5 separate regions of the Homo sapiens genome follow, and all the other regions are linked to region 4. Evidence: chromatin loops called from intact Hi-C (ENCODE). Cell type or tissue: PC-9. All regions are shown on one strand. Links, peaks and the distances in the headings refer to the core of each region. The heading gives the core; the rest is flanking DNA. Region 1 overlaps PLB1 (phospholipase B1). Region 2 has its middle 88 kb from the start of PPP1CB-DT. Region 3 overlaps PLB1 (phospholipase B1). Region 4 overlaps LOC100505774 (a long non-coding RNA gene). Region 5 has its middle 100 kb from the start of PPP1CB-DT.

The links. A loop is a pair of places that touch in the nucleus more often than their neighbours do. Peaks named below come from ENCODE experiments on the same cell type or tissue, not always from the same donor. Only the 100,000 strongest peaks of a DNase experiment are listed, where the experiment ranks them.
Region 1: it touches region 4 in a loop (8-fold over the local background); 10 of 110 quality-filtered maps call a loop at or near these places.
Region 2: a loop joins it to region 4, with 2.6 times the contacts of the local background. A loop is called at or near these places in 14 of 110 quality-filtered maps.
Region 3: it touches region 4 in a loop (11-fold over the local background); 11 of 110 quality-filtered maps call a loop at or near these places.
Region 5: a loop joins it to region 4, with 5 times the contacts of the local background. A loop is called at or near these places in 5 of 110 quality-filtered maps.

The regions. Positions count from the first base shown.
Region 1 is chr2:28,607,406-28,613,666 of GRCh38, reverse strand. All of the region lies in intron 43 of PLB1 (phospholipase B1), which reads right to left. Among named protein-coding and RNA genes, the nearest start is that of PLB1, 110 kb to the right of the region's middle. RefSeq lists enhancers at 2,026-2,690, 2,671-2,965, 2,735-3,004, 5,496-6,127, 6,128-6,261 and a silencer at 6,114-6,261. In PC-9, for the core only: no CTCF peak of the experiment used is centred there; a DNase peak (open chromatin) is centred at 2,996; H3K4me3 peaks cover 18 bases; H3K27ac peaks cover 3,634 bases.
Region 2 is chr2:28,660,952-28,667,212 of GRCh38, reverse strand. No RefSeq gene overlaps it. Among named protein-coding and RNA genes, the nearest start is that of PPP1CB-DT, 88 kb to the left of the region's middle. In PC-9, for the core only: a CTCF peak has its summit at 3,572 (motif pointing left); DNase peaks (open chromatin) are centred at 3,662, 4,432, 4,962 and 5,322; H3K27ac peaks cover 1,780 bases.
Region 3 is chr2:28,591,203-28,597,463 of GRCh38, reverse strand. PLB1 (phospholipase B1) reads right to left here. Exons shown (of 58, transcript NM_153021.5): 31 at 5,704-5,764; 32 at 4,745-4,803; 33 at 3,710-3,783. Among named protein-coding and RNA genes, the nearest start is that of PLB1, 98 kb to the right of the region's middle. RefSeq lists enhancers at 408-702, 5,993-6,261. In PC-9, for the core only: CTCF peaks have their summits at 2,752 and 2,955 (motif pointing left); DNase peaks (open chromatin) are centred at 593, 2,613 and 3,023; H3K27ac peaks cover 3,491 bases.
Region 4 is chr2:28,713,636-28,719,896 of GRCh38, reverse strand. All of the region lies in intron 1 of LOC100505774 (a long non-coding RNA gene), which reads left to right. Among named protein-coding and RNA genes, the nearest start is that of PPP1CB-DT, 35 kb to the left of the region's middle. In PC-9, for the core only: no CTCF peak of the experiment used is centred there; DNase peaks (open chromatin) are centred at 2,276 and 3,276; H3K4me3 peaks cover 1,524 bases; H3K27ac peaks cover 3,876 bases.
Region 5 is chr2:28,646,486-28,652,746 of GRCh38, reverse strand. No RefSeq gene overlaps it. Among named protein-coding and RNA genes, the nearest start is that of PPP1CB-DT, 100 kb to the left of the region's middle. In PC-9, for the core only: no CTCF peak of the experiment used is centred there; DNase peaks (open chromatin) are centred at 2,666, 3,036 and 4,866; H3K4me3 peaks cover 937 bases; H3K27ac peaks cover 2,892 bases.

The DNA of each region.
Region 1 (6,261 bases), core at 398-5,397, 110 kb after region 4:
AGTGTTATGATTATCAATATATTTGAGTATCTGTAATGTTTTTCTTTCTGCCTCCTTTGAACTGTATGTCTTTTCCTCTTTAGGTTGGGTTCCTGTATCTTAGTCATTTTTTTTTTCTTGTAAAACACCCTCCTCATTCCCTACTTACCTATCTGTTTTACAATCAGTTTTCACATAAGCCCAGTCAAGAATCCAAGTCCCCCCAGTTGCAGGTGAGGAGTTAGTTAAAGAAGGAAGAAGGAAGCAGACAAAGAAGAAATGGGGAGAAAGCTAATGAGAAAATGTATAAATGACAGCAAAGCAAGATCAAGTTGATAAGACTGAGATCAGGAAACAGCAACCGGGCCCAGGGCTGTGAGCACTCTCACAAAATGTGCTCAGTGGAGTAGTAAGCCCATGGTCTGAAAATGTGAGAATAAAATGGGAACAAGAAGAAAAAACCAGGCTGGCACAGTGGCCCATGCCTGTATTCCCAGCGTTTTGGGAGGCCAGGGTAGGAGGATTGCTTGGGGCCAAGAGTTTAATACCAGCTTGGGAAGCATAGCAAGACCCCATCTCTACGACAAATTAAAAAAATAAATTAGCTCAACATGGTGGCATGTGCCTGTAATCCTAGCTACTCAAGAGGCTGAAGCAGAAGGATTGCTTGAACCCAGGAGTTTGTGGTTACAGTGAGCTATAATTGTGCCAGTGCACTCCAGCCTGGGCAACAGAGTGAGACTCTGTTTCAATAAAAAAAAAAAAAATTAGTCTGGGCACAGTGGCTCACACCTGTAACCCCAGCACTTTGGGAGGCCAAGGGGGGGTTCATCACATGAGGCCAAGAGTTCAAGACCAGCCTGGACAACATGGTGAAACCCTGTCTCTACTAAAAATACAAAAAAAAAAAAAAAAAAATCCAGGTGTGGTACACATCTGTAATCTCAGCTACTTGAGAGGTTGAGGCATGAGAATTGTTTGAACCTGGGAGGCAGGGGTTGCAGTAAGATGAGATCATGCCAGTTCACTCCAGTCTGGGTAACAGAGCAAGACTCTGTTTCAAAAAAAAAAAAAAAAAGGGAAAACCAGAATGTTGGAAAAGTGATCTCGTCTCATACCTGACCACATGTACGCAACCATGTTCTTGCCTGGCATTGTAGATGACTGACTTTGCAACCCCCAAATGCCCCACTTTATAGATGAGCAGCTGCTGAGCCCCAGAGTGAGGAAGGGACGGGTTCCAGGTTAGGGAACAAGTGATGAATGCCAAACTGGGGCCAGAGCTGACTGGACAAGCCTCTTGCCTGGTTCCGTTCCTCACACTGGAGGTCAGGCCAACAAAAACCCTGTTGGTCAGACAGCGGGAAAGGAAGAGAGGGACTCAGCAGCGACTGGGAGGACAGAGTCCACCCACACAGAGCTCTCAGCCCCCAGCTCAGATACTGGTTCCCTGAGGCACCCGACAAGTCTCCCCTTTCCCTGGTCTCAGCATTCCTGTCTGAAACAGGTAACCGATATCCTTTCTTTCTTGCTTGCTTTTTTGAGACGGAGTCTTGCTCTGTTGCCCAGGCTGGAGTGCAGTGGCGCGATCTCGGCTCACTGCAAACTCTGCCTTCTGGGTTCATGCCATTTTCCTGCCTCAGCCTCCCGAGTAGCTGGGACTACAGGCACCTGCCACCACAAATGGCTATTTTTATTTTTTGTATTTTTAGTAGAGACGGGGGGTTCACCATGTTAGCCAGGATGGTCTCGATCTCCTGACCTGGTGATCCGCCCGCCTCAGCCTCCCAAAGTGCTGGGGTTACAGACGTGAGCCACTGCGCCCAGCCCCTGACATCCTTTCAAGGAGAGGTACTCAGGGCCAAGTGGGAGAAGTGAGCCCTGGACCCTCTACAACAGCATAAGACAGGAGAGGGCTTATGGTGGCAGGTCCATGTAGCTACTTGGGCTTGTCTCGGGTTAACAGTAAGCATTCCCTGAGCATTCACCAACAAAGAGGGCGATCTGGGAGCATGCTATAAACAAGTGACCCATGCTGGTTGAGCAGCTCAAGCGTTAGAGAGCATTTCTAGGTGCCAGGATGAGAGGAGGAGAGAGAGAAACTCACAATTGGCTCAGGTGGGGAGACAGACTTGAGAAGCTGAGGCAGTGAAGCATCAGAGAATGGCATGGCCAGTCAGTGTAGTACCTGCTGAGGAACTGAGGCAAGATTTGGAGAGGTAGGGTCCTCAGAGACAAGACTCAGTGGCATTCTCCCTGCACGTCAAAGGAGCCCAGACTCAGCTTAGGGTCCAGGGGCTGGAGTCAGTCCTACCGTGACCAGAATGGGAGGCACTGAGGGAAGGACAAACTTGACCTTTTTGGAAGTGCTGCGAGTGCAACTGGACAATGTGTTTCATTGAATCTATTTGATCACAAGATCTACAGGTTGGGGAAAGGGAGGCAGAGCTAGAGGGCTAGAGGTCAAGGAGACACTAGAATGTGTTGCAGACTGAGGCCATGGCAAGAACAATTACAGCCCAGGGTTGTGGCAGACAGGCAGCCGGGGTGCCTCAGGGCTTTCCTCCCCCTCCCCTTCTTTTCTTTTTTTTCCAACTCCTATGTTCCTGTCTAATGGGTTTTATTGGGTTTTATTGGGCTTGTTTTTAGCTGGGTTTATTGACCATTGACCATTTGGTGCATGCATGAGTCAGAGTGGTTTAAAGGCCTGGAGCCAAAGCAGATGACGTGAAAGAGGGGTTTGATTGAGCCTGACTGGCTCTTGAAGGCTAGATTTGGAGCCCCCGTGAGTAGAAAGGGGGGCCGACTGAATGGCAGAACAAGGAACCGGTCTAGTAGTTCCAGCCATGCAAAGACGGTGTGGGCTGCCTGGGGAGGCAGAGCCCAGCCAGCCTCCTGATGTGAGTCAGCAACGTGAGTCAGTGGCTGTGGGACAAGGCCATCAACATCCTGGCTGCTTTACCAGGTGTAGTTCCATGGGGAAGGAGGGGTGATTTTCTTCGCTGGTTGTGCTGGTTGGATCAAACCAGATGTACAGTCACCACCTTACAAGGGGCCACATTCCAAGGAGAAATACCCATATGAGGCAGGGGTTGGCAGCCATGTGTGCAATGAGTGGCTGGAACTGAGAAGACTCTCAGCTGGGTGGTGGCAGTCAGAGGCAGGAGGACATAATGGTATTTCACGGGATGTCCTAAGAGGTTTTCTATCCCATTCCATTCAAAAAGTGCTAGTTCCGGCCGAGTGTGGTGGTTCACACATGTAATCCCAGCACTTTGGGAGGCCAGTGTGGGAAGATTGCTTGAGCTCAGGAGTTTGAGACCAGCCTGGGCAACAGAGTGAGACCCCATCACTATTAATTAAAAAAAAAAAAGTGCTGGTTCTTTACCTACACTGATTTCAGGTGGTAAGAAAGTGTGAACATTTGGGGACAGAGAGCATTAGGACAAATACCTAATGCATGCACAGCTTAAAATCTAGATGACCGGTTGATAGGTACAGCAAACCACCATGGCACATGTATACTTATGTAACAAACCTGCACCTTCTGCACATGTATCCTGGAACTTAAAGTCAAATAAATAAATAAATAAAAAAGAAAGTGTGAACATTTAAGCAGAGGCCATAGGGTGTCTTGGGAGGGATGTGGTAGAAGAATTCCATTATTCTATGAGAGATTGCATCCACAGAAGTCTAAGGCCCTCCCCACTGAGAACCTAAGATTACATAAGTCTATTGTTTCATGGTGGGAAGGTGCGACTAGTTAGCCTTTAACGTACAAAGTGATGAGAATCTGAGCCCCTGCAGTGGCAGTGGGAAAAGGAAGAGGGACAGGTGGGAAGAATCCTATTAGATTCTGGAGGACTGGTAAGAATCCGATTAGATAGGGTCCCTGACATTTCATGCCTGTAGAGCTTGAAAACCCTAATGAAGTTGGCAGAAATAGAGAACTCCTAAGGAACAGAGAGTTTGGGAAGACAAAGAATTAGTTCCTATTTAGACACTCCTTGCTCAGAAAATTATTTTTTGAATGAATGTTAAGCTTGAGATGGTGGTGGGGTCATGGCAGGATTGGATTTAGAAGCTCTGAGCGTCAAAAAGATAACAATGTCACTTATATGTAATTCAATACAGAAGCACTGCTAAACAACAAACTAAGTTTAAGGGAATTTGATAAACTTCGGCTTTTTCTCATAAGAAAAGATAGGGTATGATACATGAACTTATTTCAGCCCCCTCCTGCTTGATCATACATTAATCTGCCTTTTGGGTAACCTTATACCAGATAGAGCATCCAAGGGGAAATGTATTTTAAAGGTCAGAAATAGAGGATTGGAGTTCGGGAAAGGAGAAATGAAGACACAGATTGAGAGACTGAGGAATCCAGCACAAAGAAATTTTACAGGAAATCCTGGAAATGGGTAAGTCTCAGAGTGAGAGGATGTGGAGAGAGAGAAAAGAAAACAGAGGCCGGGCACAGCTGCTCACACTTGTAATCCCAGCTCTTTGGAAGGCCAAGGCTGATGGATCACTTGAGTCCAGAGTTCAAAATCAGCCTGAGCAAAATGGCAAGACCCCACCTCTACCAAAACAAATAAACCAAAATTAGCTGGGCATGGTGGTGCATGCCTGCAGTCCCAACTACTCAGGAGGCTGAGGTGGGAGGATGGCTTGAGCCTAGGAGTTGAAAGCTGCAGAGAGCTGTGATTGCGCCACTGCACTTCCAGCCTGGGAGACGGAGCAAGACCCTGTTTCAAAAAGTGAGTGAAAAAGGAAAGAAAATAGAATGGAGACATGAAAATTGGAGAATATCTACATTTTCAAGACTGGGGAAAGGGAGGAGGAGGGTCATTAAAGGCAAGCAAACAGAAGACCAGAAAAATCAAGGCGATTTAGTGTCCACAAACCCAGGAAGGAGTGAATTTCAAGGGGGAGGTGGTGACTTTTGACAAGGGCTTCAGAGAGGTCAAAAAGAATGAAACCTAAGAAAAGGACCAGGTGTTCAGCCAGCTGCCCTGGGGTTAGGAAAGGAGTGGGCAGAGAGCCCATTAAGGCAGAGTATAGGCTCAGTCCACAGAAGGCTAGTCAAAAGTTGTCTGTAAAAGAATTTGTCCAACTTGAAACTACAACAGAAATCCATGGCGTGCTGTTAAGTCACCCTACCTGGCACACAGAACGTATGAGCAGTTAGACTGCGGATGGGAGAAGGGAGGAGGCTGAGAAAGCTCATGCTCACAGCCATCTCGGCCTCCTGCCTCCCGCCCCCCACTGCGTCTTGCCTGTTGCCTGTTGCCTCTATGTTTAGACACATCTAGGACAAAAATAGGTGCTGCCTGGCCCCTGTCAGCTCACACTGAGATGCTGGTGGACTTTTATATCACTCCAAGGCACATGGGAGGGAGCAGATGGGACTGAGGAATGCAGAATGCTCAGAACACAGTGAAGTTGGGCTGGCCAACAGATGGACCCTTTCAGAATGGGCTCCAATGTTGCTTAGCAACAGCTTCACCAGGGCTGGGCTTCTACTGGTTCCACGAGGCTGGATCTGCTCACCTCTGCAAATCAGTGCAGTGGCTCCATTGGGCTCTGTCTAGAAGGGAGGCACTGAGCCCACTCAGCTTAAGATGCTGCTGGGTGGAGCAGCCTCCTTTTGGGGGTCTCTGCCTGATCTGGGGTAAAGCCTGGAAGTGGTTGCCTCGAAGCCCAGGGTGACAGGGCTCTCCCTGACCCAGTGCTTAGGCTCCAACTCAGTACTCAATACACGTTTGTTGAAAGAAAGAGCAAATGATGGCTGCTTTTGTTATGTAATGGAAGGGGAGTGGACAGTTTGGAAAGGGCCCTCCATGGCTGATATTCAGTATGGCTATAGGGTTGGTAAAATATTGACATATCTACAATATGGCTATTTCTGAGTCCCCAAATGCCCCCACTATCCACGGTCCCTGGCTGCTCCCCTAGAACCCCCAGGCATCCTTAGGAAAGCAGTTAAAGAGTTTACACCTGGCACAGTAGGGGCCTCTAAGGTTTTGCTCCAGGCCTTTGGCCAGCACCTGACCACCTGGACTAGAGGCATCTGTGTTGCACTAGCTGTTGCAGAATCTGACAATCTCCTTAGCTCCAAGCACAAGACCCAGCAACTGAGCCCTCTGCTACGACTGTCTTCACTTCCCATCCCTTCTTCCTGCCATTCTTGCTCTCCTGATGGGGCTGATGGCACACAAGACTGAGCCTGAGCCCAAGACTGGGGTAGGGCAGGCAGCAGACAGGGAGCAGGCATGTGAA
Region 2 (6,261 bases), core at 715-5,714, 53 kb after region 4:
GAAAGAGAGTCTCTTGCATTGGTGAGAAACAAGGGTAGGCAGGTAACCACCTGAAAGCCCATCAGACTTGGAGCTGGGGGAGGTGAGGGCAAGGCTTCAGATTGGAGACCAGCCAAATATGCAGCGGCTCCAGGCCTCAAAAAAGGAGCTACCCAGGAACTAGGGTGATGACCAGGATGGTGTAAAGACAGTTGGTGGACATGTGGCATCTGTTGCAATAGATGTGTGGCTGGAACGGTAACTCCGGCATCCACGACTGGCCACACTCTTATCCAGAATTGGCTCAGGATGGTGAAAGGTGTCAGGGCCTGTAGGAGGCAGGACTGCCAATGCCGGAGCCCCAGTTCCATTGCTGGGAAACAACGTGGGGTGAATTATCAGTCAGATAGTGTCCAAAGATGTCATGGATTTTCCAAGCTTTAATTACAAGTCTACCTCCCCTGTCCATGGCCCTGCCCATGCTCTCCCTGGAGGAGGTTTCTGAAACTTTGTTGGCTTCTCGAACATGGTGAGTTATAGTGGAAAGCACTTTGGAATCAGGCCAGCCAGGCTCTGAATCCTGACTTTGCTGTGTAAACTCAGCTCTTTCAAGAGAATGTCTCTTCATCTTGCTCAGCTTCAGTTTCCTCATCCATAAAATTGTATCATCATGTCTTACAAATATGATTTCAGTAATGAGGATGAAGGAGATCAGGCACCTATGGCGTCATGGAGAAGACTGGGAGTCAATGTCAGTCCTCTCTCGTTCCCTCTGCTCCCTCTTTCCAGTCCACATGCATTATAGGGGTGGAATCATGCAATACAGAGCCTCTGGCATTTGGGTTTTCAAAGTAAGAGAGGGACTCCAGCCCTCTATAATGCATGTGGACTGGGAAGAGGGAGCAGATTATAAAGACACATGCACATGTGCGTTCATTGCAGCACTATTCACAATAGCAGAGACATGGAATCAACCCAAATGCCCATCCATGATAGACTGGATAAAGAAAATGTGGTACATAGACACCATGGAATACTATGCAGCCATAAAAAGGAACGAGATCATATCTTTTGCAGGGACATGGATGGAACTGGAAGCCATTATCCTCAGCCAACTAATGCAGGAACAGAAAACCAAACACGACATGTTTTCATTTATAAGTGGAAGCTGAACAATGAGAAGAACATGTAGACACAGGGAGGGGAACAACACACATTGGGGCCTATGTGGGGAATTGGGGAGGGAGAGCATCAGGAAAAATAGCTAATGCCTGCTGGCCTTAATACTTAAGTGATGGGTTGATCTGTGCAGCAAACCACCATGGCACACATTTTCCTGTGTAACAAACCTGCACTTGTACCCCAGAACTTAAAAACCCAAATGCCTTGAGGTGCACACGTTATTAGTCTGTTCATGTTAGCTTTGTTGTAAATGGGGGCTTGGAAAGAGGGAGTTCAGCTAAGTTTCTTTCACTTGGAAAGCTAGAGGCAATTTTCTTTCTTTTCTTTTAGTAAGAGAGAATCTATGTCAGATATTCTATCCTGGAGATCAAGTTCAGTCCTCTGGGCACAGTCTGGTCACACAATATCCATCGCAATTACAGGAGAGGTTGGGATCTGGGCTTCATCCACAACATTGATCGTGGACAAACAGTCTAGCTCTGGTTTCATGTTAGGAGGAGCCGAGGTGGAGTGTGGGCTCAGGCACTCAGGCAGCCCATCCACTCTGTACCACAAGTTCAAGACAACTCAGTGATTTATTCCCCTCTGTAGGAATACATTTCTGAAATTTCTGCCTCATAGCCAAGACATGAATTTGGATTCTGCTGCTTCAAACAGCCCTGCTTGCTCAGTGTTCTCCCCCTGTCCCCACCGGAGTTTGAGCTGCATTTGCTGCTGTTGGCAGAATCTGCCAGAGGAAGGGGAGGGCCTGTGGACCTTCAAAATGTAATTCAACTGCAGGGTTGCCTGGCACAGCAGAGCATCACAGCTGTACTTAATCTTCCTGGAGCAGAGCAGCTGGAGGCCTCCCAGCGTCCTGGCGCCTGTGGGCGGATGATTGGCTTGCCCCAACTATGCATTTGAGCCAAAGAGTGTTCAAAAGGAAAAGTCAACGTTGCAAAGCTATAGCTGTTCCTAAGTGCTGTGTGTGAGGGGTGTGTGATGTGTGTGTGTCATCCTGGCTTTAAACAAACTTTTGAGAGCTGTAGTATGCTCAGTTGTTTTTGCTACACAGACTGGTAAAATACATGTGGAGATTTCTGAAAGAAACAGGAGAAAAAAATGGTAGGAAAGAATATAGGAGCCCTCTTTGGGGTCAGACAATTCTGGAAGAGGAGAAAGAAGAGGAGGGGAGAGGAAAAGTAGAGAAGAGAGAGGACAAGGAGGAGAGGGTGGCCAGGAAGAGAGGCCCCAGCTCAGCAATTGTCAGGTTCCAGCCCCAGCTGAGATCCGAGGGGAGTGGGTGGATGGGGCAAGGTGTGGGGGTTGCTGGAAGAACACTCGAGGAGTGGGTGGACGGGGCGGCGGGCGGCGGTGGCTGAAAGAACACTTGAGAGACAGCAGGTAAATCAGACGTGGCTTTATTCAGCATCTCTCATCAGCTGTTCACTTATACTGTCCGCTCTGTCTAGGCTGCTTACTCTGGCCACTCCCACACAGAGCTGCACAGCCGGCTCTCGTTTGCCTTCAGGGTCAGCAGCTTAATTCTTTCTCTGGGCACGAGCAGCCTGAGCTGTGTCCTGGCTCCCCTCTGTTCATCTGCAAAGACGGACAGCTCTGTCTCTCTCTTTCTCTGGGTTCCAGCACGCCTGTACAGTGTCAGCAAGGCAATTATGTCTTTACAGACAATAGTGGCTTAGAGCCAAGTGATAAGCCTTCCCGTGTTATGGCTACATGGCTGTGATAACAGGTGGAGTTATACGCCTGCACTGTAAACTCGCTGAGTCACTCTGGATGTATACCTCGGCCTGTGCTTGACCAAAGCACAGCCATGTTCCTTGCAGCAATTCAGCTCCGCGTACTGTGCCGTCACTGTATTCCAGTACCTGTAACCTAAACAGCTTTCTGTGCCCTGCTATTCAACGAGGTGTCTTCAGGGGAAGGTGTCATGATGAATGTCCAGTGCTCTGGGCATCTCCGAGTTCAGCCAGGTAAGCATCTGCCCTAGCAGATGGGCTATGACCATGATCTTGGTTTTCACTTCTTTTGACAACATTGCCATAAGCTCTTTGAGGACCTAGACTGTCAGTGTTATTTACTGCCATATCCGCAGTGTCTAGCATGAGGCAGGTGCATAGTAAGTATCTGTTGAATGAACAGGAATGAATATTCAATTGAATACTGTGGAAAAAAGAACACCAGAGACCAATGAGGGACTTTAAGCACAGACACAACACTTGATATCAGTGCCTCTTAAATTTTAATGTGCATATTAATCTCCTGAGGATCTTGTTAAAGTCCCTCATGGGCCTCACTTGAGAAGCTGCTAGAAAGGCTGAAGGTGGCTTCACCAGAAAGTGGAAGATTGTAGGTTGGAACTCAAGTTTAGATCCCGGCCTTGTCTGTAGCCTCTTGAGCTCTGTAGTCCAGTGACCCAGCACCAGACAAAAAGAAAAAGCCAGCTTTTCCTCTCCTCCCTCTGCTGGTGCCCTGGGACACTTCTATAGTAAAGAGGTTTTCCTGCAGCCTGTACTGTGCACTTGTTGTGATTAAAGCCTTCTTGAATTCCAGGGAGGTGAGCAATAGAGTCCCATGGGCATAGAAGGCCAATGATCATTTTGCTAGGGGTCTTTGCCATCTTCTGGGCTCTTTGAGGTCCAAGGTTCTTGTCTAGCTTGGATATTAATTCTGGTGATTTGGGACAGACTCACTTATTCTCTTCTGGAATCCTAGTTATACATAACTATCAACAACACCTCCATCTCCACCTACATTTTACTACTGCTGCCTCTACCCCTTCTGCAGCTCCACCACCTCCAGCTTGCATTCATACAGTGCTTTGGCAGTTTTAATACTGCTGTCACTTCAGCCTATGAAGTAGGCACCATTATCACCATTTGAAAGAAGTATAAGGGCCCGAGAAACTAAGTCCTACGTCTGAGGTCTCACAGCTGGTGAGTGGCAGGGCTGCAGCTCAGATCAGTCTTCTGACTCCTGAGCAAATGCTGTTACTCGCTCCCCCGAGTGTTGACGCTGAGGGGGTGCCACATCCTCCCTCCGCAGTCTCGTCACCAGGTCTTCAGCTTGTACTCTGGTCGGGGGCTGGAGAAAGACTCCTCCTGCCCTAGGCACGGTGCTGATCTCATCCAGAGAGGGAACTCAAGCCTCCCTGGGCACAGTGGTCAACCCCGGCTGGTTTATGGCCATGCTTCTGTGCCGAAGCAGCCACTGAATGGGTCACTTCACTCACACAAACTCAACTCACTGGAATGGATGGGGGTGTGGCCAGTGATGTCACCATCACTTCATAGCTTAAACTTGTAGAGTCAACCTTTGAAAAACATTGATTTATGTCTCAAAATAAATCAACAACTGCCTCACTCTGGCCCCATCCTGACTCTGTGATGTGGACAGAAAGACACAAAGTCATAAAGCACTGATAATAAGCACCTTGCTTTGTTTTGGTGATGTGCACTTTCAAAAAGCCCATAATACTTTATTTCATCTTAATCCTCCGAATGCCTCCTTTTAAGGTAGCCAGGGACAGGTAGTATTCTCACTTTATAGATGGGAAAACTGAGGTTCAGAGAGGTTAAAGGTCACAGGTCTAGGACCAGCATGTAAATAGTCTGCCTCCAATTCTTTTGACCACATTGTACACATTGGAGTTGATGCCTGCCTTGGACACAGTGTTGCCATCCAGCAGAGACTCCACCCAAGCCCTGACAGATTTATTACTAGCAATTTGTCATTGCTTATTTTATTATCAAAAAAATGCAACTCTTTAGAAAAACATCTGAAGATTAACCAACAAAGTGTGCAGAGAGCTGAGCTGGCATTGGAGTGATGAGATATTATGCCCACAGGAGGGGCAGGGCTGTTTCTAGATGGGAGGGGCACAGGTACTGGAAACCAGTAGATCAGAGGTCACACCCAGAGATGGAGGGAGCAGCAGGTAGAGGTGTGCCAACCGGCAGGCCTGGAAGAAGCAGATCAGGTCCAAAGTCTGAGTTTTAAGAAGCCAGGCTCAGAATTCTCCAGGAAAAATGGTCAGGGACTCATATCTGGCAACAAACAGAGACTGGGCAAAAAAACCAGAGGGAGTCTAGGCAAGAGACCAAGAATACCAAGAGTGGAGCCTGATACTGAGCCTTGCATAGAGCAGAGGCTGTTTCTAGGCTTCCTGTCCAAAACAGAACTAGGTTTAAGTGTTTACATTGGCCCGAGTCCATGGAGGAAGGCAGGCCGGTCAGTGGACGGCAGTGAGAGCCCAGGGAAGTTCCAGACAGATGATTTTTGTAGGCTGTGTTTCCCAAGCTGACATCCTGCAGAACAGAATGTCTCCGTAGAATGCAGAATGCAGAACAGAGCATCTCTGCAGGATGCTCTGTGTCAAGAAGGGTCTGTGCTCAATAAAGATGGGAAATACTGGACCCAGCGAAGTTCAACAGGTTCCTTTATTACAACATTTCTCTGCATCTTAAAGAAATGCACTGTGTGTTTCCAAGGGAAAGCTATTGAAAGCAGGGTTTTCCAAGCTTTTTTGACCTTGGTCCACATATTAACATCTGGAACACAGTTTGGGAAAGTCAGTCCAACCCTTCCTTTCCTGGGCCAGTGGTCACACCTGCAACACTATCTGCTTTCTGTACCTGACCCCTGGCCTTTTCCCTTACCATGACTATCCTGGAGGAAGGGGTTGGGTTAGACACTTGAATAAAATAGTACTGTGATTTTAAGAATTAGTCCACCCTTTCACCTCTGATTTGGTGTGTTTCCTTCCAATTTTTTTTTTTTTTTTTTTTTGAGACAGAGTCTCTGTCACCCAGGCTGGAGTGCAGTGGCCTGATCTCGGCTTACTGCAACCTCCACCTCCTGGGTTCAAGTGATTCTCCTGCCTCAGCTTCCCAAGAAGCTGGGATTACAGGCGCCCACCATCATGCCCAGCGAGTTTTTGTATTTTTATTAGAGACCAGGTTCCACCATGTTGGCCAGGCTGGTCTCAAACTCCTGACCTCAAGTGATCTGCCCACCTCCGCCTCCGCCTCCCAAAGTGCTGGGATTACAGGTATGAGCCAATGTGCCTGGCTGCCTAGAGGCTTTTAAAATCCAGATTGCTGG
Region 3 (6,261 bases), core at 379-5,378, 120 kb after region 4:
CAAGGTACACCCTATTTTGTTTCCTTTTATGCATTTATTAATAAATTGAGTAGGACACACAGAAGACAAGTACTATTTCTATTTTACCAAAATCTGATATTCATATATATGGTATTTACTGTTCTTTTTCTTCTGTGTCTCTTTTTCGAATCCCAGCATGTTATATTCCAGGTCAATGGATTTTTTTTTTTTTTTTTTTCGAGACGGAGTCTTGCTCTGTCGCCCAGGCTGGAGTGCAGTGGTGTGATCTCCACTCAATGCAAGCTCCGCCTCCCGGGTTCATGCCATTCTCCTGCCTCAGCCTCCCGAGTAGCTGGGACTACAGGTACCCGCCACCATGCCCAGCTAATTTTTTCTGTTTTTTAGTAGAGATGGGGTTCCACCGTGTTAGCCAGGATGGTCTCGATCTCCTGACCTCATGATTCGCCCGCCTCAGCCTCCCAAAGTGCTGGGATTACAGGCGTGAGCCACCGCGCCTGGCCCAGGCCAATGGATTTTAAGAACGTGGCCTTAGCTTCCAGCCCACCAGCAAAGACTTCTAAGGGACAGGCCATGAGTCATAGTTGTTCTTCATTCAAGGAATGCTTGGAATGAAGTGGACTATTGCATGCCAGAGTGGTCAAGGACTTAAGTCAGAGGCTCTGCAAGCAATTCAGGTGGTAGAGAGAAGGCAGATGCCGTAAATCTTACCCTTCTCCTTCACTCAGTTCTCGCTCCCCACCCTTCCGTTAGATGTCTGAGCCTAACTTGCTCGTGGATGGGCGTTTGTTTAAGCGTCTGATTCTTTTCCAGCTCTGCATGAAGCTGTTGCTTTCTAATCCTTCTTTTTCTGGACTAAAGGCACCCAATCAGAATATTTTACATTTGAAAAGAAGTATAAATTTATATACCTCTGCCAATCACTTGTGTTCTAATTCTGCCTCCTTTTCTCCTTCAATAAAGATATAAACATAGACACACAAACACAAACGCATCAAGTACTTCCTACTGTAATTTCTTGTTTAAAGGTATCTTCATTTTAAAACAAGTATGGTGGCTAATCAAGACCAACAGGCTATGAAAATCTCTCCCTGACTTCCATTTTAAAGTGAAAACTTCCAGAAGAAAAGGATTATGACAAATAAACACAAAAGCGCAAAAATATTCAAACTCTCATTTTGATCAGAACCATGAAACGTGAAAGGAAGTAGACCCATATCAAACAGCTAGTCCACCTTAGACCCTTCAGATGGATATCATTTATGTTACACTCAATTTATGTTACAGAGCTCAATGGCTGGGCTCTGGTCATCTGTTGTCACCTAAAGTGTACAGAAAAATAGAGTAGATGCTCAGTAACATTTGTTGAAGGAGTTTCAGTCATATGAGATTGACCCCCTAGTTAATAAAACAAAGGCAACTTTTTTGGTAAGTAAATTTTATTTTGATCCTTTGAATGGTCCCAAACAAGCGAACTTATTTCAATGGAAGAAAAGGCAATGCTCTCAAGACCTTGGGGCCCAGCACATTGTTAAGCTGGCCAAAGCTGGAACCGTTCACTACAGAATCTCACAGGTCAAGGGGCCTTGGAAATATTCACAGCCGAGCCTCTTCTGCAGGTCCTGTTCACAGCCACCCACCCCCCATGAATTCTGGGTCTACTTCTCCCCTAATTCCATGAGATCCACTCTTTTCACTTTGTTTCCCAGGGGGAAGAGGCTCAAATTGCATTCTGAATTGATCTAGTATCATTAATTGCCTAGTTTGTCCAATCTAGAAGCTTTAACGGCTCAAAAATTGCTTTTCTCAGATAAGTCTACTACGTGAACACTTTCAGGAGGTGTTAACAGGTGTTATGAACAAAGAAAATGTTCTGGAATTAAGGGAAACATTGGGTTAAACAGATAAAACTTAAATAGATTTCTGCATTGCAGGCCTTATGAGAGCCTTTAATATGCTAATACACACATGAATTCCCCAAAGGAAGGTTATGGTAATGTTTCCCCCTCAGATACAAAGGATTTTCTCTTCTCCAGGAACAGGTCTGGAGTTAATGTTCCATGGAACACACTTTGAGACACAGTAGTCTATGTATTCTACCAAGTGTCAAGCTGTCTCTCAGACCCCGACCTAGAGCTTCCATCTTTAACACACGTGCATTTGGGGGCAGCTATTTGAAACATTTAGGACAAATGAAGGGTTTAAAGGGACAGCAGCCATTGAACCTGAGGCCTTAGAGCTAGAACTAAAAGATTGAGACATTAGGCTGTAATGGACTTCACTTGTTGGAAGAAACAGAGCAATGGCTGAATTTTCCCATCGCTGCAGAAAGAAACTTTTAGTAGAGGACTGCTGGTTCATATCTGAATCCCAGGAGCCCAGCTGGTCGATCTGTTTTAAAGTAGGGCACATCACCTCACTTCCCCAGGCTGCCCCACCAGGTGCACGTCGCGTATCTATCACCTGCAATGTGGTTCGTCTGCTTGATTTTTGTTTCCCATGCTATCGTATGAGGTCATTGCCTTCTTTAGCTGAGACCAAGTGCAGCTGCCAGAACCTCATGCTCTTTCCTGATTGTAATAAGCTCTGCTTTCTCTCCTCTGGTTTTTTTTCTTGTAGCCTCATTAGGAGCAGAATGGTGAGTCAGTGAGGCTCTGATTTGTTCCATGGCAGCCTGTTAGGACCAGGTACCTGACCAAGGACTTGTGGAAACGCAGGGACCTTGGCGCAGGAAGGCACTGACCTCTGTTCTTGAGAGGTTGATGTCCTCATGCTAAGGACAACCTAGGTCCTCGTTGTGGGTGGTACAGGCCGAGTGATGGCGCCTCCCTCTCGCCCTGGAAACCCATCCTCTCTGGGACTCTGCTCAGGTCTGGCCAGAGAACCTTCACAGTCTTGATCACCCCCTCCCTGCTCCCTGTCACTTCCCCAGGAAGCAAACTGACTCAGAAGAAAAGGGAGGCGGCAGCAAAGGTGCTGTCCTGGCTCCGCCACTCATTAGCACGCTGCCCCCTTGTGGCCAGCTTCGTTCTAGTTGTTTTCCCAGGTAAATTCTGAGCTACTCGCCACTTACTTTGAAGCCTACAGGAATGAGAACTTTATTAGGAGAGAAAGAAACTTGAGAATATCTACACGCAACCGCTCGCCTGACACACCCTGAGCTTCTCCACTTCCGTGTTCGGGATGCCCTTTCTCACCCTTTCCTCTTGTCGAATTGCTAATCTTTCAAGACATGGCTGATTGTGATTGTGTCTTGGTTATGGCCTCTCGAAGTGTGCGATGGGTTTCAGAGGTTTTCTGTGCAGATGTGTACATATATGTAAAGGCAGCTGTGTGACTACAAGACAACATGAATAAACACATAAAGACAGTAAACAGAGACGTAGGAACACCACGTGTACACGTATACATGCAAGCGGGGAGGTGAAGATTCAGGGATTTGGTGCTTTTCTGGTGCATTTCCTGTTGGATTTGCTGACCCAGGAGTCTGATAAGAACCCTGGTTTACTTTCTCTGCACAATCAAAAAAAAAAAAAAGATTATCAACAGTAAAATATCCTCTCCACTCACCAAATGTTCACATTTTGCAGAAATATATAGCTTTTTCTTTCTGAAAGCCCCTTCCAGACCAAGTCTTCGACCTCTGGGATTTACATATTTACAGGAGACAAAGCCACACCTAATCTCTGTTGTGGGGGGAACGCTGGGAGAGGTCAAAGGTTAACATTACCTGTATGACAGTCCCCGATACTGTGTGGTGACATCGGGGAGGTCGTCTGGTTTGGAGCCAATTCCATTGCCAGCCTTTGAAAATATACCAGAGTCCATAGGAAAATTAGCAAGTCAGAGAACAGGGAGGCTGTGAATGCACAGGGCTTCCAAAGAGGGGGTTCCCAATGCACTCGTGGTGGCAGGAGCAGACATGGAACCAGGAGCCCCTGGCTCTAAGTCTGCCATCCTCCTCTCCAGCTGTGTGCCTTCCCCAACTCTTAGCTGCCTCCTCGCTGAGCTGAGGACACGCCCTGCTCATCTCACAGGGAGTGTTTTGGGGATCAAATTGGATTACAGTTGTAAAAACCACTTTGAAAACTCTCAAGTGTTTTACAAACGTGAGAGAGTGTTAATAATGTCGTTCCCAGCGTTATGCCCCTACGTTCTTTATGAGCATGAAGAGAGAGCTCATTGGCTTAAGCGACTGCAGTGGACAGATCTCTCCTAAGTCTCACATTTCTCCTCTTTCCCTCTGGGGCATTCTGTAAGGTATTCTCAAGGCCTTGCACATGCTCCTGGAAAGTGATGATCTGGGATAGTAAAATAGCCCCATTTCTTGGAAGTTAGGAGCAGAGCTTCATCCACAACTAAGGAGTCCTGCTGCTTTCCATGCAGATGCAAAGAAGAAACAGATGTGAGGGTCTCAGCTGATTATAAAGCATAATCCAAAGGAAAAAGAGCGCCCGCACAGGGAGGTTTAGGAGAATTTTGAGTCAGAATGACATATTTTTACATATATTAAAAAAGTGTTATTGGGTGTTCAAAATCTCTGCCCGCAGAAACAATTCAGTTCACTCCCAAAAAAGATTTCCTCTGCATATCCGTTTGAGAAAGTGGCCGCAAATCAAATAACTGGCATGCTCTTGGATTGACAGAGCCAGGTAGAGGGGCAAGATAAGGCAGAGGACAGGCATGCAGACCCTTAAGTTAAGAGGACTGGGATCTGGAGCTGGCCTAGTTATCCCCAAACCACCTGGGGCCCAAGAGTCCTTACGGTCAGAGAATCCCCCAGAGCAGCCACAACTTGGATGTCTGCAGGTCTCAGGGCATGCACTGGAAAGACAAGTGGACACACTTAGGGCTGCAGGAGGGAAGCCACAGTCACACTCTAGTGCCTCTGGCTTCAAGCAAGATCCAAAACACAATCTGCATGAGCACTGGGGCCATGCAGGGCTGGGTGTGCACAGTGCCATGGAGGCAAAGTTATATGAGGACAGTTTTCCCGTAAGACACAACTAATCCTGGACCTACAGGGAAAGAGAGGTGCAGAGAGGGAGAAGGAGGGAGAAGAAGAAAAGTGGGGAAAGGGAGAAGGAGAGATGGAGGGAAGGAAGAAGGGAAAGGTGGGAGGGAGGGCAGGGCAGAGTAGGAGCTCATTTTAGTGCCAGTGGTCATGGGAGATGACAGCCATGGCCTGAGTGCACAACTAGACGGGCATCAAACCACATTAAGACGAGGTGCAGGACCTGACGTGCAGCCCGTTTAAAGGTGGGTTCTGAATTTCCACCAAGAGTCTGAGAATAGCCATGTTGGGCCTTTCCTTGCCCCCACATCTCTTCTGAACAGCCCAGGGAAACTTCCAGGCCCTACTGTAGGCGGCAGTGATTGCAGAGCCTAGGGCCACAGAGCCAGCTTCCTCTTGGGACTGGGGCCCACCTCTGGGCTGAGCCACCAAGGGTGTGCTCACAGGGCTCCTCTGCTTGTGCTCTAAGAGGCGCAGGTGGGCAGGAGACGGCTCCTGGTCCTAGGTGCCTTGGTGCCTGCTGGGCATGGTGTCACCACCAGCCAGAGTGGTGCGAAACAGGGACTCATCCCAGGTGACCACCCAGGCAGACAGCAAGCACTGGCCGTCACTGTGCCATTTAGTGAGTGTGAAAGTCAGGTCAGAGGACTCACCAGCATAGCAGCCCCTGTGGAGGGGCCCTGGGTCCTGCTGTGCCATAGGGGGCTTACCTGAGGTAGGGTGCAAGGCAGAAGGGGCTCTGTCCCTGCATGGCAGCCAGGTCCCATGACCCTAAGGGCATAGAACAAATCCCAGAATCTCAGGGTTGAAAGGGACCAGAAAAACTGGCTATCAGATGTACCCCAAGAACTTTGAAAAATACAGATTCCTGGGTCCTACTCCTAGGGAGGGGCCTCAAAAGGGCCTTTGAAGAAGGCTCCCTAGGTGATTTTGCGTAGCGGCCACAGATCGAGGTCCACTCATCGAGTTCAGACCCCTCCACCGTCCAATGCAAGAATCAGGGCAGCAACAAATGACCCCACTCCACACCTGCCCCTGCTTCTGCACCAGCTCTACAAGGAAGGGGATTTCTCTTCACTTATGTCGCAGTGAAGCTGTGATTGGGTTGGCTGGATGCCTTCCAGCTGTTATCCACGGCATTTACTCTGCCCACTACCCCATCTGAAGGTCAGGTGGGTGGCCTTTATGCCCATCTAGAACTCTTGCCCGCTTTCCCACCCTGTCCTGTTGGGCCTGTCCCAGCCCAGGGGTTGCCCATTGCATTGCCT
Region 4 (6,261 bases), core at 710-5,709:
TTAATGAAATCTTTTTCTGAAACTTTTTTCCAGAAACTTTTAGTCACTAAGCCAAGCTTTGCTCTCTGAAGCAAGGCAAAGCTCTCTCTTCATAACTCAGCATTCATCTCCTTCATTCGGCTAAATCCACAGATATATTTTTAAAGACAGCTTTGGGCTGGGTGCGGTAGCTCACCCCTATAATCCCAATACTTTGGAAGGCCAAGGTGGGTGGATCACTTGAGGTCAGGAGTTCGAGACCAGCATGACCAACATGGCGAGACTCTGTCTCTACTAAAAAATACAAAAATTAGCCAGGTGTGGTGGTGGGCGCCTGTAATCCCAGCTTCTCAGGAGGCTGAGGCAGGAGAATGGCTTAAACCTGGGAGGTGGAGGTTGCAGTGAGTGACATCTTGCCATTGCGCTCCAGCCTGGACGATATGGTGAGATCCTGCCTAAAAACAAAAACAAACAAACGAAAAAACCAGTTTTGGCAGCCCACTAAGTTGTTGCCTTTTTCTTTTTCCTTTAGAGTTAATGAGCCCAGCCTGAGGCTGCTATGCAGATCTGGCAACACTTACCAGGCTGTAGCAGCTCAGCTGGGATTCACCTGGAAAGTGGGTAGATCAGAAGGTTCCAGACCAAAGTCTGGGTGGAGGAGGCTTAAGTAACTTGAAGAAACATACTCTGAAATTGCCCGCATGTTTTTTCCAGTCACTCTATTTAGTTTGAAATTTCAAACCATTTTAAACAAGGGTATGTGGTTTTTATGTTTACTGAAAAGGAACAATTTTTTCTTTTTTCTCTTTGAGACAGAGTCTTACTCTGTCCCCCAGGCTGGAGTGCAGTGGTGCGATCTCAGCTCACTGCAGCTTCCCTCTGCCAGGTTCAAGCAATTCTCCTGCCTTAGCCTCTCGAGTAGCTGGGGCTACAGGCCTGTGCCACCATGCCCAGATGATTTTTGTATTTTATTTTTCAAGTAGAGATGGGGTTTCGCTATTTTGGCCAGGCTGGTTTTGAACTCCTGACCTCAAGTGATTCTCCCGCCTCAGCATGCCAAAGTGCTGGGATTACAGACGTGAGCTACCGCGCCCTGCCAGGAGCAAATGTTTTTAAAAATGTTGAGAATGTAGTCTATAAAAAGAGGGTCTCTGCCCTCCTGCTTACTGTATAAAAAGATACGTTTAGGTCATTTCACTCAACCCGGCATACTTTGAAAAGGCGCCTGCTGTCGCTTTGTGCACATGTGACTGCATAAGTGTGCGTCTTTGTGTGTTGCCATCAGTCCATTTGTCCCCCCAGTCTTCCATGAACCTGGCCTTGCCTCTCCGAGTTACTGGTCCCCAGTTCCCACTCTTCACACCTCTAAAGAAAGAGGATTCCAGCTGAGCGCGGTGGCTCACGCCTGTAATCCTAGCACTTTGGGAGGCCAAGGAGGGCAGATCATGAGGTCAGGAGATCGAGACCGTCCTGGCTAACACGGTGAAACCCCGTCTCTACTAAAAATACAAAAAATTAGCCGGGCGTGGTGGCGGGTGCCTGTAGTCCCAGCTACTAGGGAGGCTGGGGCAGGAGAATGGCGTGAACCCGGGAGGCGGAGCTTGCAGTGAGCCGAGATCACGTCACTGCACTCCAGCCTGGGCAACAGAGCGAGACTCCGTCTCAAAAAAAAAAAAAAAGAGGATTCCTTCTCCTGCTTCTACTCAGACCCTGGAACCCAACCATCATCTTTGTTCTCTCAAACCTTCCTCCATCTGGTGGATCTAGAGGAATCCCTCCTTTGTTGTGGGCAAAATGCCTTTCACCCTAAGTTAATTTCTCTCTCTCTCTCTCTCTCTCTTTTTTTTGAGACACACTTTCACTCTTTTGCCCAGGCTGGAGTGCAGTGGCGCGATCTTGGTTTACTGCAACCTCTGCCTCCTGCCTCAGTCTCCCGAGTAGCTGGGATTACAGGCACGTACCACCAGGCCTAGCTAATTTTTGTATTTTTGGTAGAGACAGGGTTTCGCCATGTTGGCCAGGCTGGTCTCTAACTCCCGACCTCAAGTGATCCGCCCACCTTGGCCTCCCAAAGTCCTGGGATTACAGGTGTGAGCTATTGTGCCCAGCCATAATTACTCTTATTTTGTATTCCCGACCCTACATCCCTCCTCATCCAAACTGATGCTTTTCTCTTAAAGGCACCCTGCCCCATTCCTTCCTGTCCCTGGAATGCACCAGACTTATGCTTCTCCTTTTTGCTGGGCTGGTCTCTCCCATTGGCACACTCTTGCAGCTGTTGTCCCCTGGGCTCACTCCTCTTCATGACTCAGATCCCAGCTCAGCTATCACTTCCTTTGAGAGGCCTTCCCCAATGGCCCTCAGACAAAGCCCAATGACAGCCGGGATTTCTGTCTATTTCATTCATGGTAGTATTCTCGGCATCTAGAACAGTTCCGGCACATGGCAGGCACTTGATGAATCCTTGACACTAAAGGAGCTTGTGTAAAAAAGTACTAGGTTGCGTAATTTCTGCCATTTTGAGTGAGGCCAGAAAAGAACTGAGAAATCAACAAAGAAAGGAGAAGCAAACGAGGGGGAAAAGACATGGCAGGGCAAAGGACAAAAATGGGTAGTTGGAGAACAAACAGGGGACAGGGTTTATGGCCTGTTCTCTCCTTTCCCTGAAATGGAAAATGCTTTCTGCTGTGATTAAAGCAAACACCAGGCTTAACTTGAAGTAAAGGACATCAAAAAGAAAAAAATATATAGAAAAGAGGACAATCCCCCCATTCTTCTAGCTTCCGCTTTCAGTTTTCATCAACAAAATAAAAATTGGTTAGATAGGTGTCAATTCCCACTGCACATGAGAAAATTGCTTATTTAAAAGTATCAGCATAAATGGGATCCAAAATCAAGGGGCACAGTTTTGTCTAAAAGAAAGAAAGAAAAGCCGTCCCTTCTAAAGTGCAGATTATTCTACCAGACTAGGTATGAAAGGGGAAAAAAATAAAAAAAAAAGTGCACATTATTTTCTAAAACTTTTTGGCTACTCTGTAAGATATTTTGTTCACAATTGAGTGAATTACCGGCCATGGCAGAGACTGACAATATATAAAGGATGTTCCCAACTCAGCCTGTTGTGCAACCATTCTTGATTTCTTGTGTCAAACTGGATCTTCTGCTTCCCTTGCCAACTGAAATCAAATGGATGTGTTAGGTCATAGCACTACTATGGAATAGTTTCCACACTTGTTTTTCTTTCTCCTTTCTCACCTCCTGTTTATTACATGTAACAAGTCAGATTGTAATTTGAAAGTGAGGAACTAAGGCAGCTTGCTAGCACGCTGAGGCTGAGCACTGCTGCTCATATTGTTTAGACTTTTGGTGACAGCCAGAGGGTATTAGTCACATGGTTGTTTGGGATGTGCAATCATCCGAGGCTAAAATGACATCACCAGAGTGCATTACACTGGAACTTAGCAAATCTGCACTGCAGGATTTGCCAAGGGAAATTAAACTGGTAGCTTTCTAAACTCCTCCCATCCCTCATGTGATTAGTTATATTTTTCTAGTGACTTCTGTGCTGAAGAGGAACCTTGTCCAGTTCTTCTTTCTGGTGTGTGTAAATGTCACTGAAACTAAGGCTTCATGCATGTGAAATCGTTACCAGTAAAAATGTTTTTTCTTCCTCAATTTACTTATCCAATGCTTTAGACCTCTGTACATGCTATGCTTTCTTACCTCTCTGGCTGGTGGTGTGTATTGTTTCCTCTGTTTGACATGCTCTTCTCCCTAGTCCTCGCCCCTCTGCCCCTTGTCTATCTGGTGAACTCTTACTCATCCTTTAAGACCATTTCAAAATATTTCTATATGAGTTTTCCTTTACCCCCTCCTCTTCTGATTCAGATAGTAACTTCATCCTGTCTTCCATCATTCATTTTAAGAGTGTATATCCCTTGGGCCGGGTGTGGTGGCTCACACCTGTAATCCCAGCACTTTGGGAGGCCGAGGCAGGCAGATCACAAGGTCAGGAGATCAAGACCACCCTGGCCAACATGGTGAAACCCCGTCTCTACTAAAAAACACAAAAAATTAGCCGGGTGTGGGGGTGCGTGCCTGTAATCCCAGCTACTTGGGAGGCTGAAGCAGGGGGATCCTTGAACCTGGGAGGCAGAGGTTACAGTGAGCCGAGATTGTGCCACTGCACTCCAGCCTGATGACAGAGCAAGATGCCGTCTCAAGAGAAAAAAAAAAAAAGAGTGTATATCCCACTGTTATAACCTTTATCACATTATACATTATTTCCATATGGAAGTTTTATGGGGGGAGAAACTATGTCTCCACATCCTTGTTTCCCTAGCATTTGGCACAGTCTTGGCAAATAGTAAGCCCTCAACATATGTTTATTCTCTCCTTCCTTCCTCAGTTTTTTTATCCTCATCACCATGTATGTTTTCAATTTGAAACAAAGTTTTATCAATTTTTAGATTACATACTTTGAAGATATGTTATTAAGGACATATAAGTTTAGAGTTGTTATAGCTCTCCAGTGAAAAAAAAATTTTTTTTTTTGAGACAGAGTCTCGATCTTTTGCCCAGGCCAGACTACAGTGGCGCTATCTCAGCTCACTGCAAGCTCCGGCTCCCGGGTTCATGCCAATCTCCTGCCTCAGCCTCCCGAGTAGCTGGGACTACAGGCGCCCGCCACCACGCGGGCTAATGTTTTGTATTTTTAGTAGGGACGGGGTTTCACCGTGTTAGCCAGGATGGTCTCGATCTCCTGACCTTGTGATCTGCCCTCCTCGGCCTTCCAAAGTGCTGGGATTACAGGCGTGAGACACTGCACCCGGCCTCCAGTGAAATTTTTATCAAATATAGTGACTCATTTCATCCCTAAAAATGCTTTTTGTCTTAAACTCATTTGTCTCATATTAATAACAACAACATTAGCTTTTTTGAAGGGGTGGCTATTTGCCAGATATATTTTATTTTCACTTTTATTTTTAATTTCTATTAGAGACAGAGTCTTGCTCTGTTACCCAGGCTGGAGTGCGGTGGCATTTGGCTCACTGCAGCCTTGAACCCCTTGGGCTCAGGCACTCCTTTTGCCTCAGGCTCCCGAGTAGCTGGGACTACAGGTACATGCTGCTGTGACCAGCTAATTTAAAAAATATATATTATTATTATTACTTTTTTGAGACAGGGTCTTGCTCTGTCACCCAGGCTGGAGTGCAGTGGTGCAATCACAGTTCATTGAAGCCTCAAACTCCTGGGCTCAAGCAAGTCTCCCATCTCAGCCTCCCCAGTAGCTGGGAGCATAGGCACATACCACGACGCCTGGCTAATTTTTGTATTTTTTGTAGAGATGGGATCTTACTATGTAGCCAGGTCTAGTCTTCAACTCCCAGTACTACAAAGCACTGGGATTACAGATGTGAGCCACTGTGCTCAGCCTCTATTTTTTACATACTTATACTTTCTGTCATTCTTGATCCTTACAGTTTAGCAAGCCTCTTATAAAAAGTATATATCTGGATTTCTAATATTTAAAACTCTAACTTTTTTTGTACTTTTAAAGGCCAATTTGATCCATTTACATTTACTATGATTACTGAAATTTGGATTCATTTCTATAACCTTATTTTGTGCTTCCTATTTGTACTGCTTTTTCTATGCTTCTTTCTCTCTTACTCTAATGTTGTAACAAACTGAAACTTTGTGATTCTTCCTTTTTCATAAACGACTTTGATGTTCGACTCATATGGGAGGACTGGTCTAGCAGGCTTCTATCTTCTGGTTTCTTAAAAGTTTCTTCTTTTAATTAGGACAATGAGAAGATTTCAGAGGATATTTATGACTAAATATTGCATCATCAAGAAAGAAAAACACTGTAGTCCCAGCACTTTGGGAGGCCAAGGCGGGCGCATTGCTTGAGGCCAGGAGTTCGAGACCAGTGTGGCCAACATGGCAAAACCCTGTCCCTACTAACAAAAAAAAAAAAGAAAGAAAGAAAGAAAGAAAGAAAAATAGCTAAGGGGAGACTTGGGAAAAAATTTTACTTTTCAACAATTCTCACTAGAGACTGAGGCAGTTTAACAGCCAAGTAGCTCATTCTCAAAATGATGAGTCAACATGGTGTGCAATGCTGGTTACAGTATAATGAGATCTGTGTAATATGTCTGCTCCCAGTGTGAGGATGACACCTAAGGGAAGGTCCTTCTGTGCTCAGCATGCCTGTACTGCTGTGTGCTACGTGACTTCATGGAGAAGCTCCCATGACTTGCTTCTGTTCAACTTACT
Region 5 (6,261 bases), core at 704-5,703, 67 kb after region 4:
TGTGTGTGTATATGTACCATAGAAAGAAAAATGTACCAGTGAAGATATTCTCAACAGAAAATTACTTCTTTAGTAAAAATAATGTTTTGGAAAGAACCGTGGACGTGTCCTTACTAATAAGTTACTGCTTTGACTAGAATAAAAAGATTACTGGGTAAAAATACATACAATAGTACCATAAATGAAATTCTTTCACTGTATCACTTCCTGGTGACTTGTGGCAGCAAATCCAGAAGTACACAATCTGTGATAGTATACCATCAATGTGCTATTTGTTATAAATGCAAGACTTACAAGTATAGAGTTCTTGTTTGGTAATGAGATGGAGAGTCACCATAAAAGTATGTTGGTAATGTGCTTAACAGCTGTCAAGCTTGAAGGTGAATTCTGCATTTTAAATCAATAGACAACTATTCAAACTTGCTGAACTGTTCTGTGATGACAATTGGTTGTCAGTAATATATTACCTAACGTTTTAGAAAAAATAAACTGACTGCATAGTAAAAGGAGAGGAAATAATTGTTTTTTGAAAGAAACATGCAGTGTGGGACGTGGTAATTTCTTTAAAAGGTCAGGGGAAAGTTGACTTTTGAAAATGAATGTTTGGAAATGTTGCCACTATTAAGTGATGCTATAGCTAAAAATGAGCTCCAAGTATATCATGTCTCGTATCTATGTACATTAAAAAAGTCTGGAAGTAGACTTTTTAAACTCTCTCTAAAAATTTCAAAATCAAGAGTATCAGTGGGGTTTGAACTCATTTGCAAAAAATGGAACAGCTTCTCTTCCAGAGAAAGAATACAAATAAAAAAAAACCCACCCCCAAAATATAACTATTAAAATAAATTAAATAAAAAGAACACCTTTCAATTATGTTGCCATCCTCCTTAAAAATGATTGACATAAGCCAGGCGTGGTGGCTCATGCCTGTAATCCTAACACTTTGGGAGGCTGAGGCAGGTGGATCACGAGGTCAGGAGTTTGAGACCAGCCTGGCTAGTATGGTGACACCTTGTCACTACTAAAAATACAAAAAATTAGCCGGGTGTGGTGGTGTGTGCCTGTAATCCCAGGTACTTGGGAGGCTGAGGCAGGAGAATCGCTTGAACCCAGGAGGCAGAGGTTGCAGTGAGCAGAGGTTGCACCACTGCACTCCAGCCTGGGTGACAGAGCAAGACTCCGTCTTGGCGGAGGGGAAAAAAGATTGACATCAGGGAGAAGGGTAGTTTATTGGTGACATTTTAACAGAAATCTTTCTATAGTTGAATGAGAATCATTATTCATTTAATACAACCAACAAGAGGCATCTTCCATTTGGAGTTACCCATCTTTGTAAGGAACCTCACAAGTAGAACTAATCTTACAAGTAAAACTAACGATGTTTTAAATCAAGATTTTAAAAATAGTGAAACATTCAGTCAAAATACTTGCCCTTAACATATTACTGTTTTAGCAAGAGCAAAATGCTTACTTCATCTTAATCTTGTTCTTTACAAATTTTTAATTGATGACTGTTTTGTCATTTATATAGTATGTAAATTATATGTGTATGTAGTAATACCTATATACAGTGAACCCTCCATATTTATGGGTTCTGCATCTGTAGATTCAATCAGTCTTGAATTGAAAATATTTGGAAAAGAAATTGTGTCTGTACTGAACATGAAGAGACTTTTTCCTTGTCATTATTTTCTAAACAATACAGTATAACAACATTTACATAACATATTGTATTGGGTATTATAAGTAATCTAGAGGTGATTTAAAGTATATAGGAGGCCAGGTGCAGTGGCTCATACCTGTAATCCTAGCACTTTGGGAGGCTGAGGCAGGTGTTTCACTTGAGGTCAGGAGTTCGAGACCAGCCTGGCCAACATGGTTAAACCCATCTCTACTAAAACTACAAAAATTAGCCAGGTGTGGTGCTGTGCGCCTGTAATCCCAGTAAATCCCAGCTACTCAGGAGGCTGAGGCAGGAGAATTGGTTGAACCTGGGAGCTGAGGTTGTGCCATTGCACTCTAGCCTAGGCGACAAGAGTGAAGACTCCATCTCAAAAAAGAAAAAAAAGTATACAGGATGATGTGCATAGGTTATATGCAAATACTATGCTATTTTACATCAGGGACTTGAGCAGCTGTGAATTTTGGTACCCACAGAGGATCCTAGAATGAATCCCCATGGGTATGGAGGGACAACTGTGTCTAAAACTTATAAATAAGTCTCTATGTTGATGTGCATGTGCTAATATTTTTTGTGGGTGCAGGTACATTGTCAAAGTGGTGATCCCTGCAGCAGACTGTGAAAGCTTGGAGGCAGTTCCGTGCCTTCCTCATCCAGGTTTCCTCATGGCCTGCACGGGACACATCAGGAGGCTCAGCCGTGTTGGCTGAGTGGCTGACGGAAGGAATGGAGATGTATAGGGGAAAAGGTATTCCTGGCATAGGAACAACAGAAATATCAATTTGGGGTGGGGGAAATACTGAATAAATCATTTGGCAGAACAACAAAAGCAATCAAAAATATGAAAATGGAAGAGGCATGTATGACTAACGCTAATAATATCTAAACTTATTGAGGGCTGATTATGAGTCAGGCAGTGCTCTGGGCTCTACACTCATGACCACCCCAAATTCTCGCACCAGCCTTGTGAGGTAGAAATCAGCCTTAGGATGCCAGTGGGGTTGATTTCACAGGCACCTGTGGTGCATTCTGGAAGGAAGGCTGCCCTGGGGACAATTTGGGAAATTGTGTTTGTCTCCCTAGGGGATTTCAGACCCAAAGAGAATCCTGATCATGTGCCCTGCTGTGTAAAATGAGTTGCAGAATTAGAACCGGAAAAGAAAGGTCGTAATTGAGCCTCCATATATAATGACGTTATCATCGATCCTCTGGTCACAGGAAACATGCTCTGAGCAGTTTTCCCAGCAAGTGGAAAAAACCAAGTTGCCCTGCAGGCATCCTGGCCTCTGCCATGGGGCCATACCACCTTCCTCTCTAGGTGGTTGAGACCTCTTGGCCTCCTCCCTTTTTCTGCCCACAGAGAGAGGACAGAGGTGCTGTCATGGCCTGTCACTCCAGCTTTTGAAGAGCACAGAGAATCAAAGGGTTTAGGCAGGGCCAGCGTTGTGGGTGTGTGACCCATGAGTCACACAGGGACTCATATTCAGAAGGGCCTCATGCTTGGTTTAATGCTCTGCTGTTGCTGTCTTAAAATTAATCATTTTTCAACAAGGGGCCCTATATTTTAACTTCGCACTAGACCCCACAAATTCCACCACCGGTCCTCGGTCTGGGTCAGGATGGGGTAGTCCTGACAGGGGCTGGCTTGGGGGACTTGCTTCAGCTGGTAGCAGACCTCAGGCCCATTGCCACGTTTGAAATCAAGTCTAGAAATGAATTTAACCTCAGACCAGACTGAATATTTGTGTTACAAAGTCCCCTGGCAGAAGTGGCAGAGAAGGCATTTGCCTCCCAGGGTGATTTGGGGCTTGGGGGGTGGTTGGGAGCCTGCCCTTCCTGTCTTCCTGGATGCTGAGATGTTCCTGAAGTTGAGGGCCCACCCAAGATGCTCGCACTTGGAGGCTGTACCATCAGGTGCTTTCATTGGCTTTTTGGGACATTAGTGAAGACAGACAACTCAGAATAGAATTTTTAACAATGCTCAAAAGAGCAGTCAAAGGCAGGCTGTGTGGGTGCTGTGCCCACCCTGGAGTGTGGGATCCACAGTTGCAGCCTTAGTTGTTCCACTCAACAGAGGGACCTCCCTGTAGGCAGTAGCATAAGGCCAATACTTTTCTTCCAGGCTTTGGATGAAAATATCTGGAGAACCAGGGTGGGTGATGTGTGGTGGAGCATGGTGGGGAGGGGCGGGGGTTGGCAGGTCTAATGGACACACTTCCAGCCCAGGCTTGCACACGAGGAATGAGAATAACCACAGCTTCACTTATCAAGCACCTGCTCTATGCCAGACCCTTTCACACACTTTCTCATTTAATCCACAGACAGCCTTTTATCCCATTTTGTTACAGTTGAAGAAATAGGGTCATTCCTAACTACTCAGGATTAGAATCCTTTTCTCACTCCCATCTTATCCCCTACTCCCTGGGGAGTGCGGATTCTTCAGTCATTGAGGTTGATTGTATTTCAGATCTTAATTGATCATAAAAATAAAATTCAAATGACTAAAACATGGGAATATTTAGGGGATTCCTTAATTTCCTCTCCTTTTCATCCTCCTCACTTCCTTTTCTGTGTCTACTCCCCTGAGCACTGTTTGAAATTGTTCTGACAGCAGCATACTTCTTGCTGGGTGACGTAGCCAGGGTCCAATAGTAGTAGACTCTAGGCCTCTCCAAGACAGCAGACAGGCCCTTGCTATGTCACAGTGCCAGTTGCCAGAACAGTGGATTGAGCTTAGAGTGACTTGTTCAGTGTCTTCTGAGCATTGCACGAAGATGGGAGTGGTGGTAGTGGAACAATTGAGTGTCATGCTTTTGCTAAGCCCTGGCAAGCTGAAATGCTTTTGCTAATAGACACAAAACTGGATAATGTGCTATAGGGGCATAAAACCATAACCTTGAGGTTATCTTTTTTGCCGGTCAGAAATCCACAAGTCAACATAATTTCGTAGCGTTAAGCTCTAATTAAATAGTAATAAATGACAAAGTCAAACATAGGTACGGTCTAGATAACTAAATATTTCTTAGAATATTGTTAAATAACATTGACAGGACATGTGGTCACTTATTTCTAAGTTTGAGGTACATTTTCTTAATGATATAGTCGCCCCTCCTTATCCACGATTTTGCTTTCTGTGGTTTCAGTTCCTCAAGGTCAGAAAGTCAATAGTAGCCTAACCTCATTCCCCTCACTTCATCTCATCCCGTAGTCATGGTACCATCTCACACCAACATCAAAACAAGAAGGGTGAGTAGGCAAGACAGACCACATTCACATAATTTTTATTGTATATCATAATTCTTTTATTGTTGTTCATCTCACTTTAAGTTACAAATTAAACCTTATCATAGGTATGAATGTATAGGAAAAAGCATAGTATATATAGGGTTCACCACTATCCATGGTTTCAGGCATCCACTGAGCCACGGGATTCTTAGAATGTATCCCCTAATAGGCCAGCCATGGTGGCCTGTTACACCTATAATCCCAGCACTTTGGGACGCGAAGGCTGGTGGATCACCTGAACTCAGGAGTTCAAAACCAGCTTGGGCAGCATGTTGAAACCCTGTCTCTACAAAAAATAGAAAAATTAGCCAGGCGTGGTGGTGTGCGCCTGTAGTCTCAACTCCTTGGGAGGCTGAGGCAGGAGGATCGCTTGAGCCTGGGAGGTGGAGACTACAGTGAACTGAGATTGTGCCACTGCGCTCCAGCCTGGGCAACAGAGCGAGACTCTGTCTCAAAAAAGAAAAAACAAAAGAATGTATCACCCACTAATAAGCGGGGGAACCACTGTACTGTACTTTGCTTATCTTACAAGTTTGTGGTATGGATCAAATGAGAACATATTAAAATGTTTTGTAAACTGTAAGGTGCCAAGTATATTTTAATTATTGCGATTATTTTACAAAGCCCCTGAATCATATTGTATTGGAATTAATACTGATATAGAAAGGAGAGAGAGAGAGAGAGCTAATTATTGAATACCTATTTTTTGAGTATTGTTTTTATCTCATTTAATTCTTACAAAAAGACTGAAAAGATACAGGACATGCTTCATTTTCTCTGTAAGGATTATAATAGCACCTACTTCAAGGGGCTATTGTGAGAATTAATAAAAAATACAGACTTACTGCTAAAAACAGTACCGGGTATACAGTAAACACACAAATGTTGGTTCACTAAGGGCCCAGCCTGCTATTTGAACACATTTACTGAAGTTTATTTTTCTCTAATAACAATGTATTTCATTTCTGGAAGTTTTATCTGGTTCTTAGTTCTTTCACAAATCTGCCTTTATTTTTAAAAAATAACATGGTGTTCTTGCCTCATGTTTTAAATTCCTTTTGTCTTTTATCTTTCTAAACATACATAGTCTTTTTTTCAGTGCTGCTGTTATATAAAATATGTGGATCTAATCTTGCTAGTTGTTACATTTGATTCTCACAGGGATTGTTTTTCCTAATTAAATGATTTATTAGCTGCTAGAACAAGGGTATTCAATCTTTTGGCTTTTCTGGGACACATTGGAAGAATTGTCTTGGGCCACACATAAAATACACTAACACTAAACTAACTAACAC